2 separate regions of the Homo sapiens genome follow, and region 1 is linked to region 2. A link is a contact called in ENCODE Hi-C data. All regions are on one chromosome and are shown on one strand. The core of a region is the stretch at or near the end of the contact, and the rest is flanking DNA. Distances in the headings are between cores, read along the strand shown. Region 1 overlaps LONP2 (lon peptidase 2, peroxisomal). Region 2 holds the start of SIAH1 (siah E3 ubiquitin protein ligase 1).

Evidence for each region. Hi-C counts contacts between places; a loop is a spot of excess contacts on that map. Pooled maps may share reads with other maps.
Region 1: a map of dorsolateral prefrontal cortex shows a loop between it and region 2 (2.6-fold over the local background). The contact joins the enhancer-like site here to the promoter of SIAH1 in region 2. A Hi-C loop is called at or near these places in 2 of 168 maps with a recorded cell type or tissue (both dorsolateral prefrontal cortex) and 4 of 50 pooled maps.

Annotation. Positions count from the first base shown.
Region 1 is chr16:48,275,967-48,282,476 of GRCh38, forward strand. LONP2 (lon peptidase 2, peroxisomal) reads left to right here. Exons shown (of 15, transcript NM_031490.5): 8 at 1,372-1,513. Among named protein-coding and RNA genes, the nearest start is that of ABCC11, 32 kb to the left of the region's middle. Within about 2 kb of position 1,387, at least 6 of the 41 ENCODE cell types and tissues checked have a DNase peak (open chromatin) inside an H3K27ac peak, as active enhancers do; they include dorsolateral prefrontal cortex, where a contact is called at or near this core.
Region 2 is chr16:48,382,536-48,389,134 of GRCh38, forward strand. SIAH1 (siah E3 ubiquitin protein ligase 1) reads right to left here and starts at 2,878. Exons shown (of 2, transcript NM_003031.4): 1 at 2,669-2,878. RefSeq lists silencers at 1,957-2,226, 2,317-2,386, 2,487-3,306.

The DNA of each region.
Region 1 (6,510 bases), core at 137-2,636, 110 kb before region 2:
AAGGAAAGGCAAATAAATAACTGCAGCAAAAAATGACCCATTAGAGCCTTTGAGATTCTTTAAAAAAATTCCCTTCCCTACCACTCTTAAAAATCAGAGTAATGGCAAATCTGTAAGTTCTCTAGAAAAATAATTGGAAAGAATTTATAAATTCTGAGTCTCGTCTTTCCTGTATCTGATTCTGAAATCTTGAATGTGCTAATTCCTTATATTAACAGGACAATGTTTATTGCCTTTGCTTCCCTGTGCCTTAGTCACCTTTCCCGGATGAAAGGCATTCCCATGATATTTTTAAGGCTTGCTTGCCTTTTCAAAGTTCACTCTGTTTATTCTGTCCTACTTTATACCAGTCATGTGGCAGAAATCAGGCCTGCTCTGTGAATCGGCTTTGTGCAGATCATGAGGTAACTGTGGCTGTTCCACTTGTCATTGATCATTTTCTTCTCGGCAGTCAGGCTTTTATGCCTTTTCAGAGACAGCATTTGCTTTGCACAACATAGACAGCAGGGTTATAATTAAAATTAGTAAATTGCTGCTTTAAGTTTTGCTGGCTTTGTAAAAAAGACACCTTTTTTGGTTTGATAAACTTATGTGTTTTTATTTCATGCCACACTCTACATCTGTCATAATTATGTGGGTGATTCTTGTCCAAATACAATAAAGCAGGCTCTCACATTTTAACGTTCAACAAAATACCTGGCTGGCTGAACGTGGTTATTGCCAATTAGTGCATATGGGATGAATACAGTTTTGTTCAAAAGGACAGAATAATGGAATTCTGATATAAATACTGTTGACCCCAGATCCTTATACTATAATTAATAGATTATTTCCTCTGAAAATAAAAGAGATTGGAGTTTTTCTTTTTTGTTGTTGTTTTTGGTCTGCATTCTGAGTGGCTGTTTGAACTGATTTTAATTTCCTTCATGAAGATGATGATGTTTTAGCTGGCCCAGGGGCAGCCATTTCAGTGTGCATAAAGGTGGTTGCGTTGGGTAGGGGGATGCTCAGAAAAATCATGGAAAGCATGGGAATTCATAGGGTACTTTGGACATTTTGGAATCTTGAAGAGTAAGAACCGTAACTGGTGACTTAAGTGTCGTGTTTCTTCATTTCACCAAATGGCAAAATGTGATACAGTTCTTCCAATATCATGGGCAACTTGTAGCCAGAATTAAGTAGAAGATAAGATTAGAATTGAATATAATAACTTTTGATTTATCATAGTGCCTTTTAAATACATAGTACCTCTTTGCTATATTATAGTGATAGCTAAATGATCTTTTCACATTCCTAAGTTTTGATTTCTGAATGGCGTCGCTCCTGCCTCCTGACATCTCACACTGTGAATGTGCTACTTGCTTTCTCTAGGCGCACCTATGTTGGCAGCATGCCTGGTCGCATCATCAACGGCTTGAAGACTGTGGGAGTGAACAACCCAGTGTTCCTATTAGATGAGGTTGACAAACTGGGAAAAAGTCTACAGGGTGATCCAGCAGCAGCTCTGCTTGAGGTAAGATTTGGAAAATTCCCTGTCTGTCTTCATACTGGAAGAGTATGGAGGAGGGTTGATAATCATATTCAAGTGATATACACAGTGGTGTAGCTTTAGTTATGGGAAAAACAGTTTGATACCGGCTGAGGTCTGAGCAATTTGGCACTTAAATTAAAATGTTTTTGAGATTTCTTTCACTAAGTCCCCTTTTTTTTTATTTTCCTTTTGTATTTTAATCAGATAGTTTAACAAAGTTTTGTGCACACTTATTATCTAGAGGCCAACAATTCTACACAGTTATGGCAAAAAAAACAGCAAGCAAGTCTCCTTCTCCCTGGGGTCCCCCATGCCTTCTTCTGCACTTTGACCTCTTCAGCTTTTAGTTGATTAACCCTATTTTCAAAATAGCATGGCTATCTTGCACTTCCTGATTTTTTTTTTTTTTAGTTTTTGTCATTTTCTATAGATGCCCCCCAACAGGAGGTGAAGATTTTACCTTTTTTCTTCCGTTGTCCCCACTGTATCATTTTTATACCTTAGATCTCGCAATAAGAATTTTTTTCTTGTTTTTTTGTTGTTTTTTTCTTGTGAATACTAATACATCCATATTAGTATTTACATTATTATGATTATGTAAATGCTTTTCACAGCAGGAGCCACATGGTAAACTGTGATCACTTTTCCTGTTCCTATTTTTGTTTTTCTCTACTTTTTAAGAATATTTTCAGAGTTAGCTGTCTTGTTTCTTTTGTTTACTTTTTCACCAATCGTCTAATTCTGTCAAGACCTTCAGACACTTTAGGTGTTCTATCCATTTTATCTTCTTAAGCGTCCGGTCTGAACTGGTTGTTTTTGACATCCGGTTTTATGGCTTCCTTCCTAGGTTCTCCCTTCACCTCTCACCATGTTGGATTTCCTGTCTCCTGTATTCCATTTCTTGCTCTTTCTTGGTCCATTCCCTCATTTTTGTGGTGTTAACTCCCTGATAGTTTCCTGAGAAAGCTTGCATGAGTGGTAAATGTTTTAGACTTTGCATATCTGAAAATGTCTTTATGTTTCCCTCATACTTGATTAGTAATTTGAGTAAAGAATTCTGGTTGGAAATAATTTTTCTATAGAATTGTACTTTGCCTCCATTTTACTTCACTTTCCCATTTCCAGTGTTGCTGTTGGTAAAACTGATTCCATTCAGTTCCTATCCTTGCAGACCTGCTTTACCCTGAAAACTTTCAGGTTCTTCCCTTTATCCTGGGATTCTGAAATTTCCTAATAATCTGCCTTGGCATGGGTTTCTTTTCATGCATTTTTGCTCATTCTTTCTTTGAATTCTTCCTGTTCTTTGGTTCTAAAATTTTTCTTAAATTCTTTTATTGATGACTTTTCCCCTTTATTTTTTGGAACTCCCATGACTTGGATATTATGTTTCAGACTTATCTTTTCTCTCCTATTAGTCTCCACTTTTATGTTTTGCTCTACTTTCTGTGCAGACTTTCTCAGATTTATCTTTTAAAAACCCTCTGAATTTATTATTTCAAAAACTTTCTCTGCATGTTCTTTTATAGTATCCTGTTCTTGTTACATAGTTGTAATATATCTTATCTCCATGAGAAAGATACTTATAGATATATTTTAAAATTTTACTTCTCTGACCACTTGGTATATTAAAAAGAAAAAGAAAAAAATTACTTCTCTTTAAGCTGCTTTTATCTGTTTATTATATATTTCTTTTAGTCTCTTTTATATTAGAGTCTTTCATTAGATATCTGGACATTTTTGTTTGTGTGTTTATATTTAATAGTAAGGGACAAAAAGGCTGATTGGAGGCTATGAGCATAGGAGTGGGGCTTATCAACAGTGAGTTCCACAATAGAGTCAGCTGGCTGTGCTGTTTGGTTGAGGAATCTTCTACTCAATAGCTTTAAGTCTTCCTTCTTAGGATGGTCAGATTCCTCAGAGAAGACTTCCTGTCTCTTGCCTTGAGAATGAAGGCCTGGCTGCCATCATTCTGGGAACCAAGCAGGGGAAGAATGATTGGGGTCGGGGGTATCACTGCATTCAGCATCCGTGTATATGCATTCACCTGAGCTCTTGTTTTCAGCATAGTATATGTTCTTATCAGCTGTGCCCAGGGTCCCCTGTGCAGAGAACCACTGTTTTATGTTCTTAAGAAAATAAACTTCCAGTGTTTTGCTGGGGTGGGGGAGGGGATCTGGGATCTGACTGCTTCCTAAATTTATTTCAGCCAGTCCTCCTTATTTTAGCACATCAGCCCCTCCTCCCTTTTACCCTTGCTTAAAATATTATTAATGCAAATTGATTTGTAAAATTGAGGAAAACTTACTTTGTGAAAGTTTTTATTTTTTTCTTGTTTATTTCTGTGCTTTGAGCTGCCTCGTGCTTCCTGTTTTTTTTCTGTTTTTGTGATCTTAGAACAGGATGGCCTGGGACATGTGTCTTATTAAGCAGGAGACCATACATTCTGGTTTGCTTGGCACATTCCCAGTTTATGCCTAATATTAATTGCACTCTTTTTTAGTCTCAGAAGTGGGTTTTGTTTGGACGATAAAAAAGTACAGTTACCTTACTTAAAAGCCCTGGTATTTGGAGGTAAGGGTTTGATTTGGTTCAGTTTTGCTACTTTTTATTGTAAGATCATTACCTTCTGGCTCCATAACTGGTTCTTTTTACTATGAAGAGTAAAATAGTGAACATTATTTAAGATTTTAGTAGTTTCTTATATAATATCTTTAGACTTTCAGTTTAATTTATATTGGGACATTTTTTCAGGTTATCTGACAGATTCTCCCATTAGACACTTACAGTTATCCTGTTGAAAATAATTTTAGAGTATTCCCCTGACACTTAAATTTTTTCAACAACTGTTTTGAAGCAAGTTCACCAAAGACAGCTTTACAAGTAGTAGTAGATGATTAAGTCCCCTGTTTATTTGTTCAGTTGATAAACAATATGTTTTAGGTCTTCACCTATATATACTTTGTAATGATTCAATAATATTTGTTAAATTGATCTTTGATAACAAGCAGCTAGCATAATGATATTTTCTTGTCTGATGTAGACCTTGGTACTCACTTTTTTGGCAGTCGATTTATTAGCATTCAAAAAAAAGGTATGAAAACCTCAAATGATATCTCAGAGTAAATGCCCCCTGGGCCCACGTACTAATCACTGTAGTTTAGTTATGAATAGCATTGGTTCCTTACAGACTGTAAATGCTATAAAATGAAGCAAGACATACATATGGAGGAACTGAGTATCTTGGTAGCTGACAGCCTCTTCCTCCCTGCTTGCCCAAGTCCTGGGTAAAAACCTCAGACCTCACAGATTGTTGAAACAATTAAATAACAGTACATATTAAAGCACTCTATAAATGGTAAAGTACTGTACAGATGTTAATTTAATATCCACTGATATTTCTTCTGTGTCCATTTTGAAAGCCACTTGCTGCTTCCATTGCCAGTAGGTTCACTTAAATTTAAAAAAAGAACAAACTCAATTACACAACACGTTACATTTAAAGTGAATATTCCTGAGAGTTTGGAGACCCAAGTATAGTTTTATTATCTTTCTACATAGAAAACCTGCTTTTAAAAAATGATATCTAGATATTATTTGTAAAATGTATAAGATTATTTTATGTTTAAGCTAATTATATTATTAAGGTAATATAGCCCAGATGTGAAGAATGTAATAGTAGATGTAAATATACACTAGAGTGCTTACTCTGAATAAAGAATAAACTTTTTCTGCTGTGTATTCTTCTTTTTATTTATGTAGGATATGCCCGTTTCCTTGACCTACCATGTAATTGTTGCTTATGTAAAACAGAATGTATTTCAAGTTATTACTTAATATTGTCCAAAAAAGGAGAATTCAAAATTTAGATGATCTCTTTTGAAAATTTATTGGAAGACTATAAAAATAGGTCCAACTACTTAATTAATAAATGGTGGTAGGCAGTAGAATTTGGGCAAGTCTATAACTGAGTAGCACTAAAATATTAGATATAAGGAAAGTAAGGGCTTGTATGTAATTAATAGACTTGAAAGAAAATTACAGAATTATTTTCTTACCAGATATATGTTATATTTATAACTGGCACATGTCCAGACTTTATTGTTAAATATGAATGCATATCTCAAATACATTTTTGTGTGAGTGGGCAAATAAAATGCATGGATACAATAATTAATTGTCTTTATAGGCAATAATATTTACAGTTCGAAAAACATATATTCCCCAAAATAGAGAAGTCACTAGTCTAGATATAGTAAACTTCCTTTAAAACTGAAGTTCTTACTTAATTCGAATTAGATCCAGTTAGTAATTAGACCAATAGTATATTTACTACTTAGATACAGTAGACATGATCTTTTGATTTGAGCTATACAATTATTGTCAAAGAATGTCAGAAGAGAGGGACTTAGACATCATCTAATCCAGCTTCATGCTCTTAAGGATAAAAAGCTTAAGGCCTAAGATATTATTTTAATTTCTTATTTCACTACATGCTATATTAATGATATAATTTCCAAATATCGAATGGAGTTAAAAAATGCCTTAAATAAGGCATACCTTGTTTTATTGTGTTGTGCTTCATTGTACTTCACAGACTGTGTTTTTTTAACAAATTAAATGTTTATGGCAGGCCAGGCACAGTGGCTCACGCCTGTAATCCTAGCACTTTGGGAGGCCGAGGCGGGTGGATTGCCTGAGCTCAGGAGTTCAAGACCAGCCTGGCTAACGTGGCGAAACCCTGTCTCTACTAAAAACCCACAAAAATTAGCTGGGCATGGTCGTGCATGCCTGTAATCCCAGCCACTCAGGAGGCTGAGGCATGAGAATAGCTTGAACCCGGGAGGCAGAGGTTGCGGTGAGCTGAGATCGCACCATTGCACTCCAGCCTGGGTGACAGAGCAAGACTCTGTCTCAAAAAAAAAAAAAAAAAAAGAAAGAAAGTGTTTATGGCAACCCCGTGTCAAGCAAGTCTGTTGACA
Region 2 (6,599 bases), core at 1,628-4,127:
GCCATGGGAACTAAATCATTTAAAGTGCATTAGACATCCTGCTATTTTGAAGAATACTATTAAGGATACTTATTGTAAAAAGGAAAATTTCCTTTTTTGGCGGGGGGATGGAAGGTTCTGGGGATTTCATACAGATTTTGTTGAAAGAGAGGGCTGTACAAAAAATATCTAGATTTTAACATTTCACAAAGCGAATATGGAAATTCCACAAAATTCTGTTAATAAATCTCTTTAAACAAAGAACCTCCAATCTTTAAAAATTTTGTAAATCAACTGCTTAAAAATACAATTTAAGCAGTCACCTAAAACTCTGTAAATTACTAAACTTTGTTACCCTAGTTATGTAAGATCTGTTTTCAAAACACCATACTCACTGAAAATCCTATTTGTTATTTTATGTCATTACTGACATAGCTAGATAATTCCTTCATAACTCCAATTTAACCTAATCATGCTTTTTAATTACAGATATTAAGAAAGAATATTTCTCTACAGCAATTTCGTAAGAACTTCCCGAAGCTTAGAGGGAATAGATTAATATTTAACAGATGTAAAATGCATTAACATTGTTTCTGAATTTGTACTTTGTGGAATACTTATCCTGAAAAGTTATCAGTTTCACATCTATTATACGTATTTCAGTTTAAAATATTAAATGTTAGTAAATTATGTTGGAAAGATGCCAATAACGAAAAAAAAACTGTTTGGCATAAACTTTGGGGAACAAATTCTGGATATAATCGCAACTAACCATCCAAGATTACAGAAATCTGTATCTTTATTTAAATTTTCAGAATGAAACACTACACAACCAATTTGTGTAATCTACTTTGAGTCTCAAGATCTACCAGTCTAAAGTCCTCCTAACAACTAATTAAAATCCTCTCCACCATAATTTGAGCCAACAACTCCCAGATAAAATTACCAGACCATTACATTTGCCACCACACTACATTCTGCTCTTCAGTAACTTCTAAAAGTGATGGTAACACCATAGATACACACTCAAGTATTCACTGTCCCACTTTTCTAAGTTGGTTAACTCAAGTCCTTGAAAGTGAACTGATCAATAAATCTAAACTAGCTAAGAGAAGACCTCATTTTAATCAATTTGATTTTTTTTAATCACAAAGATATAGCCATTCAAATCCCCGGCCACAGCAATTTCCAAAATGCCACCATCTCAGAAAGTCTGTTAATTTATCATACAAATCTCCTTGTCCTTTTTAACAACAAAATGCATTGAAAGAAAAAACCCAGCACTAAAGATCTGTGACCTGATTTCACAAATTCTGGTCTATGCACTTTCATCATACCAACACATCATGCCAAGAAAACCTCGTAAGTTTAGCTATTAAACTACAGTCTTAACAGTAAGCATTTGTTGAGAACTTAGTATGGGGCTGCCACTGCTTTCAGTCCACCTATTGTCATCTCATCAATTCTCAACAGGGCTTGAGGTAGATACTGTCGTTACACCCATTTTGCAGATAAGGAAAGCGAAGCACAGAGAAGTATCTGCCCAAGGTCACAAACCAGTGGAGCAGGATTTGACCCAAAGCAGACAGTCGGACTTCACAGCCCGTGCTCTCAACATCCAACTGCTGAAGAGTTAACAATTTACCCTTGACAGCCGCTATAAGCAAAGGTAAATGCTCAACTGCTAGGAAGGGACAGTCAGAACACCGTCCCATATCCAGTATCCATGTCTCTCTGTTTGTTTATGGCCTCTATGACTTTGGCAAAAGAAGTACACACAATCTGATTTTCCGAACACCCAAGCTGGACTTTTCTGAATGTCCGAGCAAACAAATTATGTATCTTTCCAGGAACGGGCAGACAGCGAAAACGAACCTACGCATCGGAGTGGCCCAGGTTATTCACTTTAAGTTATAAATTTGGGAGAGTTAAGAAAGGACCCCAAACTACCCGGCAAATGAACCCTAGGAAATGCCAGGTTTATAATAAGCTAGAGCTTCCCCGGCACGCCGTTCACGCGCTCTCCTCTCTAACGACATAAACAAGGGAGGAGGCTGCATTCTTCCCACTGCACAATGAAGCCTCCGGCCGAAGCGGCAGGAAGAGCGCAGCCCCGTCCCGGACGGCTCCAGCCGGGGGTCGGGGGCAGAGAGCGGAGGCCGAGGCCCGCCGAGCGGCGCGGTGCGGCCCGGGCCTCCGGGCGCCGCGGGGAGGAGGGGGAGGGAGGGCAGGGCCCCGGCAGCTGCCCGCACTCAGCTGACCTCCGCCATGTTGGCCGCACACCCCGGGACCCTCCACAACAAAGGCCGGCACGAGGGCGCGGGGCGCGCCGGGCGCCACCCCCGGCCGGGCCCGCCTCCCGGGCGCGCGGGGGCCGGGCCGCCGCCGAGGCCCTTCCCCCGCCCTCGGCCCGGCCGCGCGGGGCCGACCCCCGCCGCCACCCCGCCGGGCCCGGGGCTCCAGGGGCGGGGGCGAGCCGGCTTGCGAAGGCTGAAGGCAGGGGAGGGGCGGGGGGCGGCGCTCGACCGGGCGGCCCGACTCCGGCCGAGACAAAGGCGCCGCCGCGCCGACTACTGCCCGCGCCCCGGCCGGGCCGCCCTTCCCGCCCTCCGCCATTACCGGGCCTGGGCGCCCGCCTGTCGGAGAGCCCCTCGCCGCCGGCTCCTCCCTCAGGCCGGGCCCCACTTACCTGTGGGCGGAGAGCGCGCCTCGGACCCCGGTCCTGGCACCAACGCGCTCCGTCGCCAACCCCCGCCACCGCGGGCAGCGCCACCGCCTCTTCCCGGCGCCGAGACCGACGGGACACCCTGGGCCGCCGCCGCCTCTCGAGAGCGCGCCCCGCAACGGCCGCCCCGGCTCCCCCCTGGCCGCCGCCGCCGCCGCCGTTTCGCGCGTCCTCGAGCCCGCCGCGCGCCCCCGCTAAATACCACACACTGCGGCGGCGGCCATGAGGAGGCGCGGCCCCGCGCGCTGGGAGCCTGGGGGGGCGGGGCTTTCGCGGGCGCGCAGGCGCACAGGCGTTGGCGCGGCCGGCGGCGGCCTCCGCGGGCGTAGCTGTGCGGGTCTCCAAAGGCGGCAGTAGGTGCGGGGGCTACTCGGCTACCGTTGCTGCGCCCGTGCACCGCGCATTCAACGGATCCTGGCACGTGGCGCTCTGGCCCGCGAGAAGCTAGCGCTTGCCCGTCGGCTCAGGGCAGCTCCTCCCGCGGCGCTTTGTTCCGGGGCCGCGTGACCCCCCCGGCTCCGGCCGGAGGGGTCGCCCAGCGGGATGCGAGCCCCAGGCTGGCCGCCGCCGCGGCCTTGTGCCCTCCCCCTTGTTTTGTCTGCTGATTTAGCCCAGCGCCTCCACGGATCCTTCCCAACTCCACTCAGTCCCAAAGAAAAAGCGGCTGCCCTGCCCGCCGACCGGGACCCCACCCCTAAAGAGAGTCCCAGCCTCTCCCGAGGTTGAGCCGCTCCTCAGCAACAGCGGGACGAGCTTCAAAAGCTTGTTTCAGCTGAAAAGTGGGTAATGGGGAAGCACGCGTTTTCCTGTGTCCATGCTCATCTGGAAAGTCCCTAATTAGGGACTCTGCATTCCACTTCTTGAAATAATAAAAGGAAAACATCACTTGCAATTCTTTGATGGGTGCTATGAGCAGAAGCAAGCATCTGAGACATTTACAAGCCCTAACTGGAATTCCATGTAAGATCTATTAAAATGGTATTCCGTCCGGACGCGGTGGCTCACGCCTGTAATCCCAGCACTTAGGGAGGCCGAGGCCGATGGATTACCTGAGGTCAGGAGTTCGAGAGTAGCCTGGCCAACATGGTGAAACCCTATCTCTACTAAAAATACAAAAATTAGCCGGGCGTGGTGGTGCACGCCTGTAGTCCCAGCTACTCGGAGGCTGAGGCAGGAGAATCGCTTGAACCCGGGAGGCAGAGGTTGCAGTGAGGCAGAGATCAGGCCATTGCACTCCAGCCTGGACAACAGAGCGAGACTCTGTCTCAAAAAAATAAAAATAAAAATAGAAAAATCCCATACCGGGCACGTATGTACAAATTCCCAGTGTATGATAAAGTTTATATGTGCAAAACACTAGTTTACAGTATTCCTAATTACATGATTTAAACTGCAATTTTACTTTCACATTTTTGGGGAGAAGTTATAGCTCCTCAGTACACGGGAAGGTCAATAGAGTTCGGTTCACTTCAGTTTAGAGGTAAATTTTCCATTTTTACAGACTATGTGCTTGGCATAGCCATGTGGCCTTGACCTGGTCGTGAAGGGCAGAGGAGTTCTGTCCTGGGCGAGGAGCAGCTCTGGGGTGAGATGTGTTTCTCGCCCCCAGAACCCCTGGGCCGCTCTGCAAGCAGTGAAATGGATACGGACTAAGAGAGAACTTGCCAACGTGGCGATTAAAGTTCTAAACACCCGGCTTTGCCAAAGTCAGATTTTGTCCTCCTTATCCCGCATCCCTTCCTCTACCCAACAGCATTTGTCCATCTGAAAATAACAGTCTGTCTCTGGCCCACTGCTGACAGTCGAGGACTTACCTTATAAACTAGTGGATTCTCTTAAACTGCAGGGGTGCCCAGGACACAGTGTCCCCTGAGGATGCCGCACACCAGTCTTGAAGTGCTGGATCGTTGACGTCAGGCACCCAGAAGCAACTTCTGCCTCTGGAATTCTCAAACGTGCTTTTCTTGGCTTAGTTTGTGCCTGCTCTCCTCTAGAAGAGTCCAAGTTACTTCTTACTTTCCCCACTTCCCTTTTATACAAAACAAATTTAATCGGGTTAATTCCATCTCTGAGAATTCCTACCTAGATTTGGGCGGGGCTCAATCTGATTTGGTTAATTCTGGGTGGTAGCTATGGGTGGGACATAAACATCACCATTATAAATTTAATTTACTCCCCCTCTCAAAAAAATGTACCTTCCATTTGAAAGAAAATAGCTCCACTGTGGGGGTAACTAAGCACCTTTTCTGAACAGGGAGTTGACTCTGCTTCCTTGACAGTTTATCCATAGAAAAGCATTTTGTAAACTGTAAAGCCTATCCAAATAATCCTCCAATTGATGGGATTTCAGTAACGGTGACAAATATTTTCAGGCCACATCTGGATAGGGAGCCTTCCTGGTCCCCTCAAATCACATCAAATGGTAATTCCATCTATTGCAATGGAACATAACGCTCTGGTCCTGCATCTGGCCCGTAGTTAAGGTACCAGTGATGTAAATTACTTTCCTCTTATGAATAAAACAGGCACTGGCCAGGCACGGTGGCTCACACCTGTAATCCCAGCACTTTGGGAGGCCAAGGCAAGAGGATCGCTTGAGGCCCAGAAGTTCCAGACCAACCTAAGAACATAGCAAGACCCCGTCCCTATAAAAAGTTTAAAAATTAGCCCGGCAGGGTGGTGTGCGCCTGTAATCTCATCTAATCAGGAGGCCAAAATGAGAGGATTGCTTGAACCTGGGAATTTGAGGCCATAGTGAGCTATGATTGTGCCCCTGCACTCCCATCTGGGTGACAGAGGGACACTCCATCTCTAAAAACATAAAAATAAATGAATAAATAAAACAGGCACTGATGAGAGTATCTTTATTTGGGGGTTTTGCTATGAATTTATATTAAATTGATATTTATTTATTTATTTATTTTGTAATCTCGGCTCACTGCAACCTCCATCTCCTGGGTTCAAGCGATTCTTGTGCCTCAGCCTCTCAGATAATGCTGTCAAAGTTGGCTAAACTAGTTAAGACTGAACAGATGATTTCCAAGTGTCTTCATGTCAATATAGTTATTTTACAATAGACCAGTTCACAAGACCAAACCCATCTATTGAATCACCGATGGGCTGTGTTTGTTTCCAGGCAATCACAGATGTCTCTTGCCCAGGAAACTATAGCTATCTCCTCTTACATTAAACCACTGATACCCATTTGTCATTCAGCTTAGGTGGATAGGTCTGGAAACATATTAGCATTCCCTTCCAAGCCTGGCTCTGCTGGTAGCGAAACAGAATCTTTTTCAGCCTGGAAACTGGAAGGCGGTTCCTCCCTCCCAAATAGACTCCTATAAGCTTTGCAAAGGAAAGCAGGTCCCCAACTTGTCAGACATGCCTACAGCAGAGCAGAAACAATGTTTTCTTTATCAGACACACCTGTTGCCAGTCACTGTCTGAGGTTGGTGAATGTGTTAAACAGTATCCCAAACAAATTTTCCTGGACATGGTGGAGAAGTTAGAGACACAACATGAGCATCCAAGAATGAAACAGGAAGTAGCTGAAGGAAGTTCCCAAAAGCCCAAGTGGTTGGGAAATGAGTTCGCCCATAACTGTAGTTTTCCTTCAATATAATCAAGTTTCTTTAGGAAAAAGGTTACATGCTAGGCATCACATTTTTCAAGAAGTTAGAGCCGGGCACGGTGGCTCACGCCTGTAATCCCAGCACTTTAGGAGGCCAATGCCTGCAGATCACCTGAGGTCAGGATTTGGAGACCAGCCTGGCCAACATGGTGAAACTTCGTCTCTACTAAAACTACAAAAATTAGCCAGGTGTGGTGGTGGATGCCTGTAATCTCAGCTACTCGGGAGGCTGAGGCAGGACAATCACTTGAACCCAGGAGGTGG